Linked DNA regions of Homo sapiens: region 2 is linked to region 1. The links are chromatin loops, found by intact Hi-C in ENCODE. Cell type or tissue: PC-3. All regions are shown on one strand. Links, peaks and the distances in the headings refer to the core of each region. The heading gives the core; the rest is flanking DNA. Region 1 has its middle 52 kb from the start of FAM181B. Region 2 overlaps DLG2 (discs large MAGUK scaffold protein 2).

Region 1 (9,430 bases), core at 860-8,859:
CTTAACTTCCTCAAGTCCAGCTTATGTGTTAATCAAACATCCAAAGTGCTGGTGTGCACAGGTACCAAGATAATGTCAATAGTCTAACATGAGCCTCATTTATCTACATTACCTTGAAACAAAAGAGATCTGTAAATGTGGGAGACATTGAATTGAATGACAAGATCAATTACAAGAACTTTCACACAATGGATAAAAAAATACTGATTCCCCAGAGTTTGTAAATGTCTTGTCTCTTGCTGTTGTTTGGATAAAAGACAGTCGGTTTAGAGTAATGCCAAGCTCTACTTAAAATAAGTTATATTACAAAAAATGTACTGGAAATTTAAAAAATGAATAGAAAAACCTGCCTATAATCCCGTCACCCTTACAAATCAATAGTTGTTATTTTAATGCTCTCTTCCACACTTTGCTTGTATGCATATGGTATTTTTGCATGGCATAGACATTTTTCTTTCTAAATTTAGTATACTGTGAACTTTTTATCTTTATCTAGTGTTTAGAAATATTATATTTTACAAGTTACGTAACATACCATCTGGTTGATATACCACTGTTCATTTAACAATTCCCCTATTGTTGGTTTGTAGGTTATTTTCAGCGTTTCACTGTTTAAATGGCATTGTAATGAATGTCTTTGTAGCTTTTCCTTTAGGCATTTCCCCTCTTCCTATAACAATTCTCAAGAGTGATACTACTAGATTCAAAAAAGTCTTTTATGACTCAATAAATATGGTTCCTTTTTTGCTCCTCTTTATGGCCTTAGGTGATTTTATCAAGTAGCTAATATATATTTTATAGATGGGAAATTAGAAAACAATTGATCACTATTCCTTGCTTGTTAATTTTCTCATCAAGACACCAATCTATGATACCTGCATTCCTCAGATGATACCGTTGGAATTGTTTTATTCAGTGGGAATTTACTCAGTAAATAAGGAGGTTTCTTTTTTCAGAGATACTATTGTCTGAATGTTTGTGTCCTATGAAAATTCAGATGTTGAAATCCTGATGCCCAAGGTGATGGTATTAGGAGGCCTTTGGGAGGTAATTAGGTCATGAGTGACGAGTCCTCATGACTGGGATTAATACCCTTATAAAAGATTTGCCAGAGAGCTAGCTAGGACCTTCAATCATATGAGAATAAAGTGAGAAGGCATTGCTGTCTATGAAACAAGAGATGGCTCTCGTCAGACACCAAATTGCTGGTGCCTTGGTCTGGGACTTTCTAATCCCCAGAACTATAAGAAATAAATTTCCTTTGTTTATAAGCTAACCACTCTATGATATTTTGTTGTAATGGCCCAGACTACAAAAATACTATGTTAGGCAGGGCACGGTGGCTCATGCTTATAATCCCAGCACTTTGGGAGGCTGAGATGAGCAGATCACTTGAGGTCAGGAGTTCAAGACCAGCCTGGCCATCATCGTGAAACCCCATTTCTACTAAAAATACAAAAATTAGCCAGATATGGTGGTGTGTGCCTGTAGTCCCAGTTACTCCTGAGGCTGAGGCAGGAGAATTGCTTGAACCTAGGAGGCAGAGGTTGCAGTGAGCAGAGATCACGCCACTAAACTCCAGTTTGGGTGACAGAGCGAGACTCTGTCTCAAAAATAAATAAACAAAAATACTACGTTGTCTTCCTTCAGACATCCAAAGTTTGGTTTAGAGTCCCTTTAGTCAGCCTTTGCTTGGGAAGAGGGCTAGACTTGGAGTCAGAAAACTTGGATTTAAATCTTAGCTATGCTATTTATTAAAAACATTTTGTAAAATTCTTCATGTACCAAGGTATATTAGTTCATTCTCATACTGCTATAAAGATATTACCTCGAGATTGGGTAATTTATGAAGAAAAGAAGTTTAATTGACTCACAGTTCTGCATGGCTGGGAGGCCTCAGGAAACTTACAATCATGGTGGAAGGTGAAGGGGAAGCAAGCCATGTCTTACATGGTAGCAGGAGAAAGAGGGAGAGAGAGAGAGAAGAGGGAAGCTCCGGACAGTTATCAAACGATCACATCTTATGAGAACTTATTATCATGAGAATAGCAAGGGAGAAATTCGCCCTCATGATCCAATCACCTCCCACCAGGTCCCTCCCTCCACATACAGGGATTGCAATTGGAGAGGAGATTTGGCTGGGGACACAGAGCCAAACCATATCAAAAGGTGTTGTTATCGTTTTACTGTGGAGAAAGAAGCAAAAATCGAATGCTCCAAAATTGACTCTCAAATTCCCTAAGTGTCTTCCAAGTGTTTAAATCTCTGCTTTGGCTTTTGTGCCTAACTCACTAGAAAGGTGTATCTTGTGGTGTATGTGAGATTGTGTGTCTTCTATTGAGTTGATTGTATACAGTGGAAAAAATAGACCTGGATTTGACTCTAGTTCCATTATTTACAAACTGGATGAAAGAGGGGGAAATTTGCCCACCTCTCTGAAATGGGGATAATAACAGGATTAAGGGAGGAAATAAATGAGACAGTATATGTCAAATATCTAGTGGAGTGCTTGGCATTCAGGCACCAGTAGTGTTAGTTCTTCTGTCTGTTCCGCCTCAATGCTTTAAGAGATGTTAACAGGTATTTTCACAGAAGATTCAAGGCAGTAAGATTTTATCATCGTATCAATGTGTTTTAGTTTGGTTTCTATAAAATATTTAGGTGTTTTAAGCAGAATTTTCTTATTTCAAGGGCATATTGAATTATTTCTGGAGATAGGCTGGCTTGGTTGGCTATTTTCAGCAAGTGATAGCCAACATTTAAGCTATTTATTTCAGTATATTTGCTATACGCTGTGTCTTTCCTGTTGGTCCAGATAGAATGGATTTATTTTCAAGTCGAGATGAATGCTTAAGTCCAGGGCTCAGAGTTTGGATGCAGAAGTGTAGGCAATGGTAGTTTAAGAACATAAATACTGCCACAACTTGTCCATGAGATGGAAAGTAATAACTTCCCTCATCCACTGCAATCCTATCTAAAAAAAATCTTTGTTTTACTATCGAAAAATATAACAATTCTTTCCATTTCTGTATCACACTACACTTTGATATAATATGTTCACATGGATTACCTTAGCCAAATCTTACTCCCCTGAGGGATTCAGATTCAAAAAGCGTTTATTAATAAACACCCACTATGTGTTAAATTTGGTTATGAGGCACTTTCACACAACTTTTTTATGTAGTCTTCACTTTCAGCACTTAATGAAGGAAAAGTAATTGGAAAGCAGAACTTTTGAGAACTGGTACTCAAACCCAGATCTTAAATTCCCAGTCGAGTTGGTGCCTTTTTTCCAATAATCTTGTTCCTCAAAGAGATGATGTGATGCTGTAGAAAGAGCACCAGCTTGCATCAGGGGACTGGGGTTCTAATTTCAGTGAATGGCTCATGGTGGGCTTTTGGGGAGTCATGCACCCTCTTGGAGCTAATGAGGCATGATGACCTCTTTGGTCTCTCTGTGCCCTGACAGTTCATGTGTCTATGGAATACACTTTTATAATGGGAATAATACAGGGAATATTAATAAATTATTTTAGGCAGATAGGGAGGGTAAGGAGTCCTTGGTAAGACTTTTCCTTTTAAAATAAACAGCTCCTGAAACATTTCTTTTCTAATAGAAGAGCGGCTTGAAAAGTCAGGCCAGCAAGCTTTGATATGCAAATGCCAGCAATTAGAAGTTGGGTTCATCCAGTATGGTGATTCCCACCCTCTTCTCCTTGTCACCATGTGTGCCAGGTGTCATGGCCACCTCCAGATGACTCCATGTGTGCATGACATCATGGCAACCTGCATTGGCCTGTTAAAAGGCCAGAGTGGGAGGGCCAGGTTTCTCGCAGGCTACGTGAATGACACATCTGGTCAAACCAATCCCCTGGGCCCTATGCAAATCAGACACTGCCTCCTGCAGCCTCCCAATGTAACCGACTACTTTTCCACCGCACACAGGGTTTTTCTCCATTTGGAGCCCACCCCCCACTTCCCATACAGGGGGAGACTTTCTTCTTCTTTCTTGCCCATTAAACTTTCTGCTCCTTAAAAACCACTCCATGTGTGTCCATGTTGTTTATCTAACTGGCACAAGACAAAGGACCCTGGTGTTTCTCCATTCATTGGAGCCATATCATTTTGGTGCATTGGCCGGAAATCCAAGGTACAACATTCATTGGAGTGGTGAGTATGGAGTGAACCTCAACCTCAAATCTGTCTTTTAATCTCCAGGCTCTCTTCCAGCTATCCTGTCACCAGATTTTCATTTCTTTTCTACCTGTGACCACTATATCTATTCTCTCTGTGTATGCCATGTGCAGGAATTTTTACAGTCCAGGGAAACAGGTCTGTCAGGAAAGATCAGCAAATGTGGCAGGCAGCATAAACGTCTCTCTCTCTCTTCCTCTCTTTCTCTCTCTCTCTCTGTCTCAGGAATTTTTACAGTCCAGGGAATCAGGTCTGTCAGGAAAGATCAGCAAATGTGGCAGGCCATATAAACGTTCTCTCTCTCTCTCTCTCTCTGTCTCTCTCTCCCCACCCCGCCCCCAATCCTCTCTCTCTCTTCTCTCTCCTTTCTCTCTCTCCTCTCACTCTCCTCTCTCGTCTGGCAAACACATGGTATTTCTAACCCAACAGTGCCACCTAGTGGAAATAGAAATCCTTTTCATAAGACACATTGCTGGTGCTTTGCAGCACATTGTAGTTTCACAACTTTTCCTCGTTGCACTTTTCTACTGGAAACTAGGCTTTATGCTACTTCTGTGAATGGGAGATCTCTGCCTTCAACAGTTAGGAGTTAAGTGTTTTCCATAGCCAAATTTTAGTTTTAATATTGTCCCATCAGCAGAAAAACAGCCGTTTGGTTCCTATGTTCTTTTAAGGCACCTGTTCTGTCTCCAATTAAGACAGTACTTAATTAGTAAGAGGATTTTAAGTCTGGAAGTTAACCAGAACCATTTTTCTAAGGGTAGATGCTTTAGCATGGGCCATAATAGCAGGCAATCTAGCAAATTTCCTCCATTAAAGGAACCTTGCTTTTATATAGTCTTTCCCAAGATCCATTTTTTGGAGGGAGGCACACAGGTCACATAAGTCTAGGAGGTCAAAGGAAAATAATAGTCAGAGGACTAGGACTACTTGGGTAAGTGTATCTAGGCCTCAAAAGTCTAGTTCCTCTGGTGTCATGGCTTGGAGGGTCATGCCTGTAGCCATGGGTGGCACATTTAACAGGGTGCTGGGACCCAGGAACCAGAGAGGGAAAATAGTTGGGGGGATGCTCCCACTGTTTTCTTCTCCACCCTGGGTCACATATGGAAGGGAAGGAGACTAAAGGGACGCCTTCTCCCACTTCTCTTTCTAGATGGGTAACAGATTGTCTTCAGCATACACTCCCCTGGAGTGTATTTTAACGCACTGGCACTCTTTTGCCCCTGAGCCTTTTAAGAAAAAGTACCTTATATTCTGTTGCAGAAGGGCATGGCCTTCTTACCATGGCTTACCAAGGCTGGGGGGAACCTTGATTTTGAATATTATCCAACAGTTAGATCTTTTCTGCAGATGCAGGGGCAGATGGACTGAGGTCCCCTATGTACAGACTTTCTTTGCCCTGCAAGACAACCCAGACCTTTACAAGTTCTGTACAATCAACTCAGCTCTTTTAGTACCCATGGCAGGCAAGCCCACAGAGCTAAAGCAGATTCCAGAGGTGCAATCTGAGACTGCTACTGAATGTCTCAACCCTTCCAGTACCCCTCCAATCATACCGTCAGCTTCTCCAGCTCCAGCATCTCCAGTATTACCTACTCTCCCCTCTTCACTCTTACCTCTGCAGGAAATGCCTGATGGGAATGGTCCCATGAGGGTTCAAGTTCCCTTCTCATTACAGGACCTTAAGCAAATAAAGGGAGACTTAGGCCAATTTTCTGAAGACCCCGATACGTGTGTAGAAGCTTTCCACAATTTAACTCATGTCTGTGGTGTTTTTCCTTCTTTCATAGTTTCAAATGTCTCTTTTATAATATTCTTCCAACCTGGGAAAAGTTAATTTTCCAAACCTTAGAATGCTTGGCTTAGAGTTGAGCTAGGGAGAAGGGAAACCAGAAGCCTGACATGCTGGCAAAAGGGTAAACATTTTTTACCAGTCGGGCGTTTGGCTTCTCTCTTCCAGTGCAAACCAGTAAAAGGGATAATAAGGATTATTGTTTGTATTCTCTGTAAAGTTTTAATTAATGAAAAAGGATTTGTGAGGTTGGTCTTAAGCTGTAGCTAATCTGGTGTGCTTTGTGTGTCTTTCTGTATGGTTCTGTCAAAATAAAGGATACCTTAAATTAGAATGCAGGCCCAGGACCCCATAAGCGTACTGTTGAAGCCAGTCAAACAAATTTTCAGTTAACAAACATGGCTACAGGCCTCTGTCTTGTTTCATGTCTTTGGGAACATGACCTGTAACTATGTGGCAATACTTTGTTTTAGTCTCCATCATTTTACAGTGGTGGTTGTCTTCTTGTACTAAGTCAGTTCCTGGATGAGGGCCACAAAATCAGATAAGCCATTTTATTGGTCTGGGCGGTGCCAGCTAATCCATCAAGGGCAGGGTTTACAAAATATCTTAAGCACTGATCTTGACACCAGTTAAGGGAGGGTCAGAATCTTGTAGCCTCCAGCTGTGTGACTCTAATCTTGTAGCTAGTTTCTTGGTCTAGTCCCCAGGCAAGAGGGAAGTATATCTTAAGAAAGGGCTGTTATCATGTTTGTTTTAGACTATAAACTGTAAACCAGGCACCTCCCAAAGTTGGTTTGGTCTACGTCCAGGGATAGGCAAGGACAGCTTGGGGGCTGGAAACAAAATGGGGTTGGTTGAGTTGGAAGTCTTTCACTATCAGTCACAATTTTGCACTGATGGTTTCAAAAGCTGCCTGTCACCTCCTTTGAAAATATCTTGTACACTTATGGTTAAGTCATAACCTAATTAAGGCTTGTTGGTTTCACCTGTGAGGTTACTTTTCATGAAGTTCAAAAGCTGAAAACTTAACTGCTTGGCATGGCTAAAGTTGAATAATAAGGGATTTAAAGAGCACTCAGCTTAATTAAAAGTGAATATTCAAGTTATAGGTATATTTAAAAGGTCTTTATGTTTTTCTCTTCTTGGATCTTGTTTTTCTGGAAAAAGGTTTTTTTTTGGCCTCAGTTGACCAAATTATTTTTCTCCATTTTTTGTTTTGTCACTCTTAATGCATGCATGACAGGCCCTAAGATAACTTCTGGTAGCATGGGACTCCATGGGAAAACAGAAGAGCTGCCGCAGACCCCGTTTTGGGAAAAAAACCTCTGTTTTTCTCATGAAACCCCAGGAATTAAAAGCAGATAGTTCCCTCTCAAAATCAAAGGCTCTGTTCTTAAATTTGGGGATCTGTCTTTGCCTTTAGCAATGCTTGCTTATTAGGCCCTAAAATTGCATGCTATCTTGCCCCTGTTCCTCCAAGGGCTCCACCCTGAAGCCAGTAATCCAATTAAAAAAGTGGCAGATGAAAAATCTTACAAGTGCTGAATCTTCAGTTTGTTTGTGTCGCTATGTATGTGCTATGTATGTGTTATGTGTAATGTATATAGAAAGAGCTCAAATTAATTGGCTTAAAGAAAAATAAGCACTTAAATCAAATATTTTTTAGTTCACATGACTTTAATTTTTAAGCTGGTACAAAATTAAAATTGCTTACTAACCAGGTTTTTCACCAAAAGTAAAAGTTGCTAAGACTTAAGAGTGCAGCATGTATTTGAGATCATTAAACAGTTTTACATGCAAGGCATATAAAAACAGTGAAATGTGTTTTTTAGTAAAAGATTATAAGAAACATGGAAATGTAAATTTTGCCTAGGGATAAGGGATTATCTTAAATTTAATAAGATAAAGCCAAACGTTTAAGTAAGTTGTGGAAAGATTGTAAAAATTAATCTTACAAAAAATATATAAACATTAACTAAATTCAAAGGAGTATTATATGGTCTTTTCATAAATTGAGCATTAAAATAAAAGCACAAAAAAGGTTGTTCTAAGATGGTAATCTGCCTTTAGCAAAAGGGGTTATAGAGTTTGTAAAGATTTCACCACATGGTCAAATTGGTTAAGATTAGATGGAATTTAAATAAGGTTTTATTTAAACAAATCAGGGTTAACATTAATAAACTAATGCAAGGGTATAATTTGACTTTGAACAGGATTTTCACGTAATAGTAAAGGCTAATAAAAGGGTTTTTAAAAAAATCATTATTTTGGCAAAATAAATAATTTGTGGCAATTTGGAATTCTATTTCATAACATTAAGTGTTTTAAACGTCTAACATTTAACGGACATCTCAAAATCAAACTCCAAGTTTCAAAATTGTCTTTCCTGATGCCTGGATTTCTGGATGGTTCAGAGGGCCCCTGCAACATTCAGAAAAGAGATGAACTGAATTATTTAACATTTTTAATCACATGAGATTGCCAAAATAATGTCCAGTCTTCTTTAAGTTATATTTTGGTGAATACTACTAATATATTTTATAAAATTGTATGGGATTTCTAAAATTCTATTGTCTGAATATATGCTATCAATCATAATTGAGGGTAAAGTTATTGTAAGCTATGGAGATAACTAAACTTCTTTGTCGTCATGTTTTTGAGTGTAATTACCCTAGAAATTTTGTAATTTGCAAACAATTTTTGTCTTGGTTTGTTCCTTCTCAAAAGATGGTTTATAATCAAGATATATTAAGGACTTTAACAGGTGTTCTCAAATGCAGGTTTCCAATAGCTTTGAAGATTATAACATTGGAATAGAGAAATACATACAGGACTCACAAAGAACTGGCATGTTCATGAATATCAAGCAAAACAAGAGTTAACTGAATGGACTGCACTCAGAAAGTTAGAGCAACCTTCTGGACTTTTGCTTAAAACATTGGTGATCCTTGTTTTGTTTTTCAAAGTTGAGGAAACTTATTTTGAACTATTTATGGCCTTTAATAATTAAGTAAGGTATACTCCTGCAAACAAAATTTGGAGCATGTTTGTTTCTCTCTGCCTGGTTCCTCTAGAATTTGGAAACTATCTGTAAGTACTCTTAACCTATGACAATATAGTTGTTTGCATCAGTGCAATAAGAATCCATTTTTCTTTTTCAAGAGGACACAATTGGAAAAACTGGTTATTTTACCAAGGCTTTGATGGAATGGGTGTGTTTCCCTTTAAGGAATTAAAGCCTGACAGGCAGAGCCAGTAAAAGCCCTTTGGGGGGAGAACTGGCCTCATAACTGATCTACACAGTCCCTGCAAAGGGTTCCTAACTTGTGGTCAGTAAAGAATGTCACTTTCTAACAGGTCCAGGAGCTCAAAGTTTATCTTAGGACCTCAAGAGAAAAGGATCACCCAACTCACAGGTATTTGAGGGTACAAACCCATGGC
Region 2 (9,430 bases), core at 855-8,854, 1.1 Mb before region 1:
TCAGAGACATTCACAAAGTACCAAAAGCTACTAGACACTAAGGATGCAACGTGAAAAAAATCATTGTGTCCTCAGTGAACATGTAGCCTCATGAAGGGAGACAGACAAATAAATAGATTATTTCCAATATAACATGGAAATGCTAACGGTAAGTTCCAGGGACCACATGGGCGTAAAGAAGAGACCATCCTTAGCTCAGCCTGGGGAAGTAAGAAGGATTCTGGAGGGGAAACTTCCCAACAAAGAGGGCCCCTAGAAAGCAAAACCAGTAGAGAATTGGAGATAAAATGCCTAACCTTTATTGAATATATGCTCAGCACAAAGCATTTTGCTGGATACTGCGCTGTGATTTCACTGAATTGTCCTAACAACCTTGTTGGATTGAAGGCTCAGAGAAATTAAATAATTTGTCCAAGATCACACAGATAATCAGTAATGATGGTGGTATTTGGAATACTGTTGCTTCTGATTTCAAAGCTATGCTCTTTCTGCGATGCAGGCCTTCACCAAAGAATTGAATTTGGCAGTTTACTTATGTCTGAGGCAGTCCATACTCAAAGTCTAGTTAATGAAAAAAGCATAAATGCCTAAAAAAAGAGCATTTAAAAGGAGACATATGAGTCACCACAGGAAGCCATTGTATACGAAGGCTGTAAGATTGAGGCACTTAGAAGCAACGTTCAGATCCTTTGAAGCTTCCCTTGAGGATGAAACTGTGTTTTATTCATCTCTGCTCCCTTGTTGATTAACTTAGAACGGAGCTACTGAGCAAATGTTTAATGAACGAATGAATGAATGAATGAATGAATGAATGACTCATCTTTGCCCACTTCTCTGAAGGCAGTTGGAAATCCTAGGACCCCTCTCAGTTTTATTCATCTCGCGCTCTGGCCAATTAATCCCTTCTGTCCTGAAGATTCAGAATACATTAAAGCTTTTAGATTTCTGGCCAATGGAATATATTTCCAATTCAGACAGATCATTTCCTAATTGACTAAGAGGAATTCCTATAGATCAGAAAAATGTTAATTAACTATTCTATTACATATTAAATGCTAAATACTTGATGATCATTTAAAATATGTTTATGACATATTCTCTTCTTCCAAAAAATTTGGGTAGCAAGGACTTCCTATACAAGTTTCAAAGTGTCTTCTCTATGTAAACATCTAAACTGTGGTATAACAGCTGATCACAGATAAAGGGGAAATCGTGCAAAGAGTTCTCAAGTTTTAAAGAAGGAGTGATCATCGACTTGATCATCCCTCCTGAAATCTCTTTTGAGTCAAAAAGTGGACTGATTTTTAGTCCAATTTGTTTGGGCCTCAGAATAACCTATTTTATTAGCTAATCTCTAATAACCCTTAGATTTGCATTACCATATATATGTATAAAGTATCTCACTGTGATTATCTCATTTGATCCTCATAGGGTACCTTCAGGATAGGTAGGAAAGTGATCATGCTGCTGTTTTATTCAAGAAGAAACTGAAGGGTTCAACAGTTTTCTAACTCAAAGCCTGTTTGACTCTAGGTATAGGCCTCCTTCTTTCATGACAAGCTCCCTTACCTCTAACGCTAACTACTCTAGGAATATACCTGATGGGAGCTTGATTGGTGAATTTACCTCCTGGAGTTCTTGACTCCAGACAACAGACGTCAGTTCCAGGTAACTTATATGAAAAAAAAGAATTTATTGGAGAAATAACAGATAGTCTACAAGCTCTTCAGGAAGCCTGAGGAACCAGGCTCAGAGGCCAAGGAGGAAATCCTCCTACTAAGGGTGCTGGGCTGTCACCACTGGCCACTTATAGCCAAACCACACTGCCATGAAAAATCTCTGTTTCTCCATGCACCTTACACGTTAGTGTGGGGATGCTAAATTCCCAACTGGAACATCTGCTTGACTTGCCCTGTTGTAGCTGCTGAGGGGTGGGAAAAGGGAATAGCTGCCCCCTCCAGCTTCTCTAATGGGGGTAAGGCTGTGCCTCCTTCCTGTCTTGAATTGTCCCCAAATAAGAAGCATATCTGAACACTGGGTAGATAAATGATAAATGACCATCGGGGATTATTTGGCTCACTGAGCTCTATTTGAGGAATGTTTTAGGTCTAGTATCTTAAGGATCATAAGTGCTTCTTAAACAATAGAAATTATTTCAGAGAGAAGCCTCTAGTGGGAGGAGCCTAGGCCTGAGAGAATAAAAGGAGAAGAATTGAAGACAAAGGATGAGAGACATATTGTGTGCTTCCTACCTAGTAAGAACTTCAAATGGTTTGATTACTATTATCTTGCAGGTCAAAGTTCTGAGATTCTGAGAGGTTAAATAATTTGGTTAAGACCAGACTGTAGTAAAAGGACTGGACTCTAGGTCTGCCCAGCTTCAAAGTCAGTATTTTTTTCATCTTTCACACCAACTCCATAGATTCTATCAACTTTGATCATGTTACTCCTCCACTTAATATCTTTCGACAAGTTCCTCCTGCCTTTCCATCCAAATTCCCTCTTTTAATGACAAGGAGAAGAGTTATCTCCTTTGAGTTTGCTCTAGAGAGGAATGCAATAGAATGGGAACTTGAGGGTAGAGTTTGTTTTTTGTAACAGTGTTTATATGTTGATGGAAATGATTCAGTAGAGAGAAGGAAATTGGTGATTTATTTAGCAATTCATATACATGTATATTAAGTGGAAGAAGTGGAAAACACTTTGGCTGTATGGCTGTGACTCTTATTTGTTAATTATTTGATTTATTGAATATCTCTTATTGATTTATTTTGTTTATTGCTGTATTCGAAGAGTTTTGAAAAGTATCTGGCACTTTATAAGTGTTCAATAATGAAAACATGACTGTCAAATATTATTCTAGTGTTTATAGGAAATAGAGAGGTATATCAGACATTGTTCTCACCTTCAGGGGCTGATAGCTTAGTGGAGACATAAGATATGAACATGGTCGTAATGCATGGCAGATTGATAAAAAGAAACAACTACTATGACTTATTCTTCTCACGCTGACATTATTTAAAATCCATTCATCTAAAAAAAATCCATAATAAGTTTCTTAATTCCAAGTATCATCTTATCTTCTTCATCATCACCATCACCACTTCTGACACCATTCACTCCACCACATGCAATGACCGCTCTCAACAGCTGACATAAGTGGAGAGTCGATGAGCGTCCTCTAACAGCAAATTGCTCATACATGAGCTGCTTCTCTCTTTCAAATTCCCAAGGGCAGCATTGGCCCTTTCTCTGCTCAGGTTCTGAACAACTGCAGAGCTTGAAGCAGCAGATATCATGAGTTATGAGATGTGAACTTTCCAGCTAGTATGGAGGTCAGTAAGCATAAGCGTTATGTCTGCATCATCATTGCATCCCAGAACCTAACCCAGTGCTAGGCACACACAGGTGTTCATAGGTGATGAATAAATTAGATGAAAGAACTTGAAGTCTTCGCTAATGGGAAAGGAAAGCTTTTGGAGATTTTGTTCTAAGTTTTTTCCCTGAAATTCTCAGAAGATTCTTTTTTAAGTTGTCTGTGACATCTATGAGCCAACCTATTGCCTGGTTTTCCAGTTTAAGTGTCGGTTGGTTGGAAGAGAGAAATCCTGGATGAATAACTTACCAGAGAATAACTAAATATGGATCAGTAGATAGGATCCCAGGGGTAGCATTTTTCACTGGAAAAAGCTGTTCCTATACTACATATTTGCTGTGCTTTTCAAATGTCGGGGCTCACTTGCTCATCAGTGAATCAGTAAAAAAGGAAATATTCCCTTCCTCAGTTGTCAGGCCCACAGTATTTTCTGCCCCAGGAACAACTATCTCCAGGGAATATTTTCATTTGAAACATCCATTTTCTTGCCCTGAAAGCCATAAAAGATGAGACAAATCACTCTGAAAGCAGGTACCAAGGTCTGGACTTTTCAGCCTGAACCATAGTTTACCTTGTTACATATGAAATGCTTAGGTATCGTCATTCTAATAATGTGGCTGATAGCATTGATAATAATTGGTTGTTTCTGAATAGTACTTTTGATTTATGGAGCAATTTAAAATTTTTATTCTTATGGCAACCTTGAGACAGGCAGGGGATGGTATTATTATAATAACAACTTTTTATGAAGAAACCAAGCCTCAGAGATGCTTAGTAGAGAATACAAAGTGATAATGTTAGATGGAAACCTGACTATTTAGCTGCTCTTTTCTTATACTTTTTTTCAGTTATTTTCATAAACTGGCCTATGAACCTATTGTTCCCGTAAGACAATAAATAATATGTAGTGACTGGGATTATTTCCTAAAAATCCACAAGATGGCAGTAAAAGATTTTGCATTGAACTGGAGACACTAGTGGAATGTGGCCTTTTGCCCAGTTTTCATACTAGTGATTGTATTTGATCACAGTATTAAAACTGGTTATCATAATGATAGCTTTTTAAAATATAACTCAATGAATTCAAGTGGAATTCAAACCTGAAAGTAACATTTGTGACTTTGTTTATTATTATTATTATTATTGTGAGGGTCCTGTATTTAAACATAAGAAACCACTAGGAATCAGCTGGGAGCTCTGATAGCCAAGATTTCTTGAGAAAGCTCAAAATGAGAAATGTTACTCCTTCTTCAACGTTGGACTGACCTATAATTCTCCTGCTTGAAGGGGAGAAATAGAGGGGTCAGGAAAAGGTCAATAGTTAATCTTCCTTATAATTTGATTTCTTGTTATTTCTCTATGTTCAGAATCTTTCCTGGAGGGAAACTTTCCTGATGGACCAATGTTGCTGTAAAACATATTCCAGGAACATTTATTGCCTATATCTCTCAGGTTTTGTGTGTAACATAAACTATACTAAGCTATGGGTAGTTTTTCATGTACTTTTATTATTCTACTCTCAGATTTATGATAGAATTAAGAAGAATGAAGACTATATTTTTCTTTTCTTTTTCTTTTCTTTTTCTTTTCTTCTTTTTTTTTTTTTTTTTTTTTTTGAGATAGAGTCTTGCTCTGTCTCCCAGGCTGGAGTATAGTGGCATGATCTTGGATCACTGCAACCTCAGCCTCCCAGGTCCAAGCAATTCTCCTGCCTCAGCCTCCCAGTTAGCTGGGGTTACAGGCATGTACCACAATGCCCAGCTAGTTTTTGTATTTTCAGTAGAGATGGGGTTTCACCATGTTGGCCAGGCTGGTCTCGAACTCCTGACCTCAGGTGATCCACCTGCCTCAGCCTCCCAAAGTGCTGGGATTACAGGTGTGAGCCACTACACCTGGCCTACATTTTTCTTTCATTTGGCGGAGGGTCTGCCTCCATGCTGAGCGGGAACTCCCTTTGTTGATGGGGCTCGTGATCATCATCAGGCACATATAGACCTGAGTCAGTAGACTCTGTAATTGAGAACATCAGAAAAAATCACACTGTTTCTGTTTCTAACATAAAGGCAAGCAAGTGTTCCTTAGCATCTCCTTTGTGTGTAGCAGACAGGACTTATGCCTCAAAAAGATGGCAGTGGATTTGCATAAACATGTAAAAACTTAAAAATGAACGTCAGGTATCTCTGGTTTTAAAGTCCTTTGGGCAGTCTCTTATGCTACCCAAATTTATCTTTCCCCTTTTCCTGACTTTTCTTCTCTAATGTCTTTTTACGTTCATATTCATAGTCATTTCTTATGACAAAGAGTACAACCTTAATTTTTGCTTGCTTGTCAGAGATTCTCTTTTCACCTTGGGTGGCTCACCATCTTTCCCTGAAGGAAAAAATATATATAGCTTTCATACCCTTACTAACATAGATTTAAACCTCCTGTCAGGAAATAAGATATTCCACTCCATTCCTCTGTTTATTCATGTATCCTCTCATCCCTGTCTACAACGAACTTGATAGGGGCTTCTGTGTTTATGTCACCTTGCTATGTGGAATGTAATGATGACTAAGCCATGTGTCATGTCCTTGGGATGCTTATAGTCTAACAGAAGTAATAAGCAGGTCCACCCCGAATTATACTATAAGAAAAGTACAGTGAGGCAAGGGAGTTCCATAGAAAAGGCAAAACCTCACCAGGTATTCTGAGGAGGATTCATGTTTTCCTTGGTAATGGAAAGACCTTCCCAGATCCTCACTGCAAGTCTAAGATAAACGATTTTTTCATCAGGCCACAAAGGAAGAACATGAAGTCCAATGCAGAAGTTTTGAAAAGCAGGAGTGCTCAAGAATTATCAACAGCCCAGACCAACAAGACACCAGATGCAGGAGACTATTTGGCCTCTGAATAAACGGGATGAGGAGTTTAAGCACTGGGCTAGGCTAGGAAAAGCAAATAGCTCCCAGGAGCAACAATTCAGTTACTCAGGACAACCTGAACAAACTCCTGATCTTCTCACTCCTCTGTAAAGTGAAAAGACGGAGACTCAGGATCTTTAAAGGCCCTTCCAGCTCCAATATGCTAGGAATGTATGTGTTTGAGAGAACTTTGTGTGATAAAAAGGATGCACTGAAGGGTTTTTGAACAATTAATTTTTTATTAGTTATGACTAAACGTATGTTAGTTATGAATAAAGACTTCCCTTTATTTTATTTATTTATTTTTTAATTAGAGACAGGGTCTCACTGCTGCTAGATTGTGCAGTAGCACAATCATAGCTCACTAAACCTTTGAGCTCCTGGGCTCACGCAATCCTCTCACCTCAACTTCTCAAATAGCTAGGACTATGAACATGCATCACCATACACAGCTAATTTTTAAAATATTTCTAAGATACTGGGTCTCACCATGTTGCCCAGGCTGTTTTTCAACTCTTGGCCTCAAGCAGTCCTCCCACCTCAGCCTCTCAAAGCACTGGGATCACAGGTGTGAACCACCTCACCCAGCCTAAGACTTCCCTTTAAATAATAAAAGTTTTAAAATCAGAAATTAAAATTAAAGGCATACATTCATACTTTTTTCAGAGTCCATTGGTTATAACTTAACCATCCAAATAAAGTCTCAATTCCTCGATATAGCTTCTCTTAACTTGTCCAGCCATATCTCTAAAAGTCAGTCTTTTCTCTGTCATGTAACTATATCTGACATTGTATCCTCTCCTGAAAACTTTCCCCACCCCACCTTCTTCTGAATAACTCTTCTATTCTATTCATCCTTCAAATCTTAGATTGTTATATTCTCTAAATGCCTTCTCTTGCCATTCCCACTTCACCTTCCAAAAACACACAGAAGCACCTCCAAGTTAGGTACCCCTCTTAATGTGCTTTGTATATCCCATACTCTTCCTATGACAGCACTTACCATGTTAATTTTTAAAGACATGTTTAGTACTCCATTTTCCTTACTCTATTGTAAGCCAGGACAATGCTTGTCTTGTTTACCTGACATATAATATATCTTATAAATATATAATGAATGAATGAAGCTAGATTACTATTTTAAGTCAGTAGATTCTGAGTAAAGATCTAGTAAAATAAATGCATGGCCAACAATGCATGGGCAGTATACACCTGTATTGCGCAGGACACAATGTTAGGTACTGTCCCTATAGGCTGATTATTTAAAGGTTTCCAGCTGACAGGAATGTGTGTAACCTAACCAAACTTGAAGAATATTTATAAGATATTGTGTCTGACATCTCAAAAATCAAAATGAGAAACAAACAAAATGTAGTTATATCTTTTGTATAGCAACCACTAGAGGGCAATGAAAGCAAACGTTGAACATCCTTTGGGGGAAAGGAATTGTAAAATGTTTTCTGATTGAAATCTGGGCATATAATCTTATGTTTGGGATAGTTATAGGACCTGTAGGCTGTGGTTTCTGTGATTATGGGTTTAGTAGTTATAATTACCTTTCTAGTGTGGAATTCAAACCTAGATTCTCTGTGATAATAACATCACCTTACACTGCATGTATTATCTCATATGAACCTCCTGTAGCACTACCAGGGAATATACTATTTTCCCATTTTCCAGTGAAAAAAAACTGAGGTTCAGAGGCATTAAGCTAGTAAGTAGCCATAAGGTAGCAAAATATTGACACAAATCCTATAAATACTTATTAACTACTTACATTTACCAGGCATACAAAATTCTCTGCTAAGACAGACAGTCTGGGAAAATACAGGTTCCAAAATTAATTGTACCAGTTTAGAATGGAGACATATGGCAACAGCTCCTTAAAAGAAGATCTTGTGGTTTTAGGTAGCCATCTGATGATGCTGCCAATAGGCTAATAGGCTGGAGCCTATTTACGGAAATGTAGTCCTGGAATGTGGGAAGGAGACATCCTTCTGTCTCCACACTGGTTAGACTCTATCTAAGCTATATGTTCCACTCTAGTTGCTGCATTTTTATAAAGATATCAAGAAGCCACAGAATAGGATTAAGGTTCCTGGACATGATATATTAGAGGGTGAAGGGCAAAGTGAAATGTCCCAAAGAAGGAGAGAGAAAGAGAGGGAATTAGACACAGTGATGCTTAAGCTATAGGCTCAGGAGCCAGAGTGGGTCCGACTTGGCATACCTACTAAAAACAGGAAATGAGTAATTCCAGAGATCTGGGTTGGCCTCTTATCCATGTCAGATATTGAAGAGAATACTTGTTTGTATTCTCCAGGATTCACACAGAGCTAAAGAAGAAGCCTTTTTACTGCTTTAATCTGAGCAGACATCAGAAGCACTTTCCAGAGGCCCCCATGAGGCCTGTGTGCAGGGAGCTAAGCATGGCCTTGCTTGGTAACTGCAATAGCTGAAGTAAAGTGAAAGGCACTGAACATTCAAACAGGTTCTTTCGGCTTGCCCCAGCAAGCTCAACCTGCAGCTTGCCCACCACTTTCTTCCATTCTCTGCTCCATCCACCTCTTGTGTGTGTATCCCCAAGGTGGGCTGCAGGAGTTCTGTGGTCCAGCTGGAGCGTAGGCACTATGGGAGTAAATTTTCTTGGCCCCAGGATAAATCTGTGTCACCAACAGAGAACGCACATCACAGGGTCAGCTGGCCCTTAACCAACCTTCCCACCTCTGGTTACGTGATGGTAACTATCCAGAATGAATTTATTGAGAATTTTGCTTCAGAGGAGGTTATTCACCACAGTAAGGTCTCCATTATAAGAACTGGATCAGTTAGCATGGCCCGTGCAATCACCATGTTATTAAAAGACTTGAGGGATGAAGTTGCCTTTGTAGCTGTTGATAATGGTGAATTGAAGGGTGTGAGACAATGGATCTTAAACATGGCAGTCTTTTCCTAAAACTGCCAGATAGTGCTTCCAGCAAAGATTATCTCATCTCTGCAAACTCCAACCTAGTGATTATCACATCAGGTGCATGCCAGGAAAAAGGTGAAACACTTTAATTTAGTCAGTCTAAATGTGGCCATCGTTAAATTAATGATGTCTAATATTACTCAATATAGTCCTGCTGCAAATTGATAGTTTCCAGTCCAG

Evidence for each region. Peaks named below come from ENCODE experiments on the same cell type or tissue, not always from the same donor. Only the 100,000 strongest peaks of a DNase experiment are listed, where the experiment ranks them.
Region 2: a loop joins it to region 1, with 9 times the contacts of the local background. A loop is called at or near these places in 20 of 110 quality-filtered maps.

Annotation. Positions count from the first base shown.
Region 1 is chr11:82,677,590-82,687,019 of GRCh38, reverse strand. No RefSeq gene overlaps it. Among named protein-coding and RNA genes, the nearest start is that of FAM181B, 52 kb to the left of the region's middle. RefSeq lists an enhancer at 4,499-4,793 and silencers at 4,499-4,793, 6,486-6,686. In PC-3, for the core only: a CTCF peak has its summit at 4,621 (motif pointing left); DNase peaks (open chromatin) are centred at 4,339, 4,599 and 6,559; H3K4me3 peaks cover 368 bases; H3K27ac peaks cover 1,426 bases; H3K27me3 peaks cover 670 bases.
Region 2 is chr11:83,815,032-83,824,461 of GRCh38, reverse strand. All of the region lies in intron 17 of DLG2 (discs large MAGUK scaffold protein 2), which reads left to right. It also overlaps the pseudogene LDHAL6DP. Among named protein-coding and RNA genes, the nearest start is that of DLG2-AS2, 180 kb to the right of the region's middle. In PC-3, for the core only: CTCF peaks have their summits at 4,315 (motif pointing right), 7,477 and 7,688 (motif pointing right); DNase peaks (open chromatin) are centred at 4,331 and 5,911; H3K27me3 peaks cover 1,358 bases.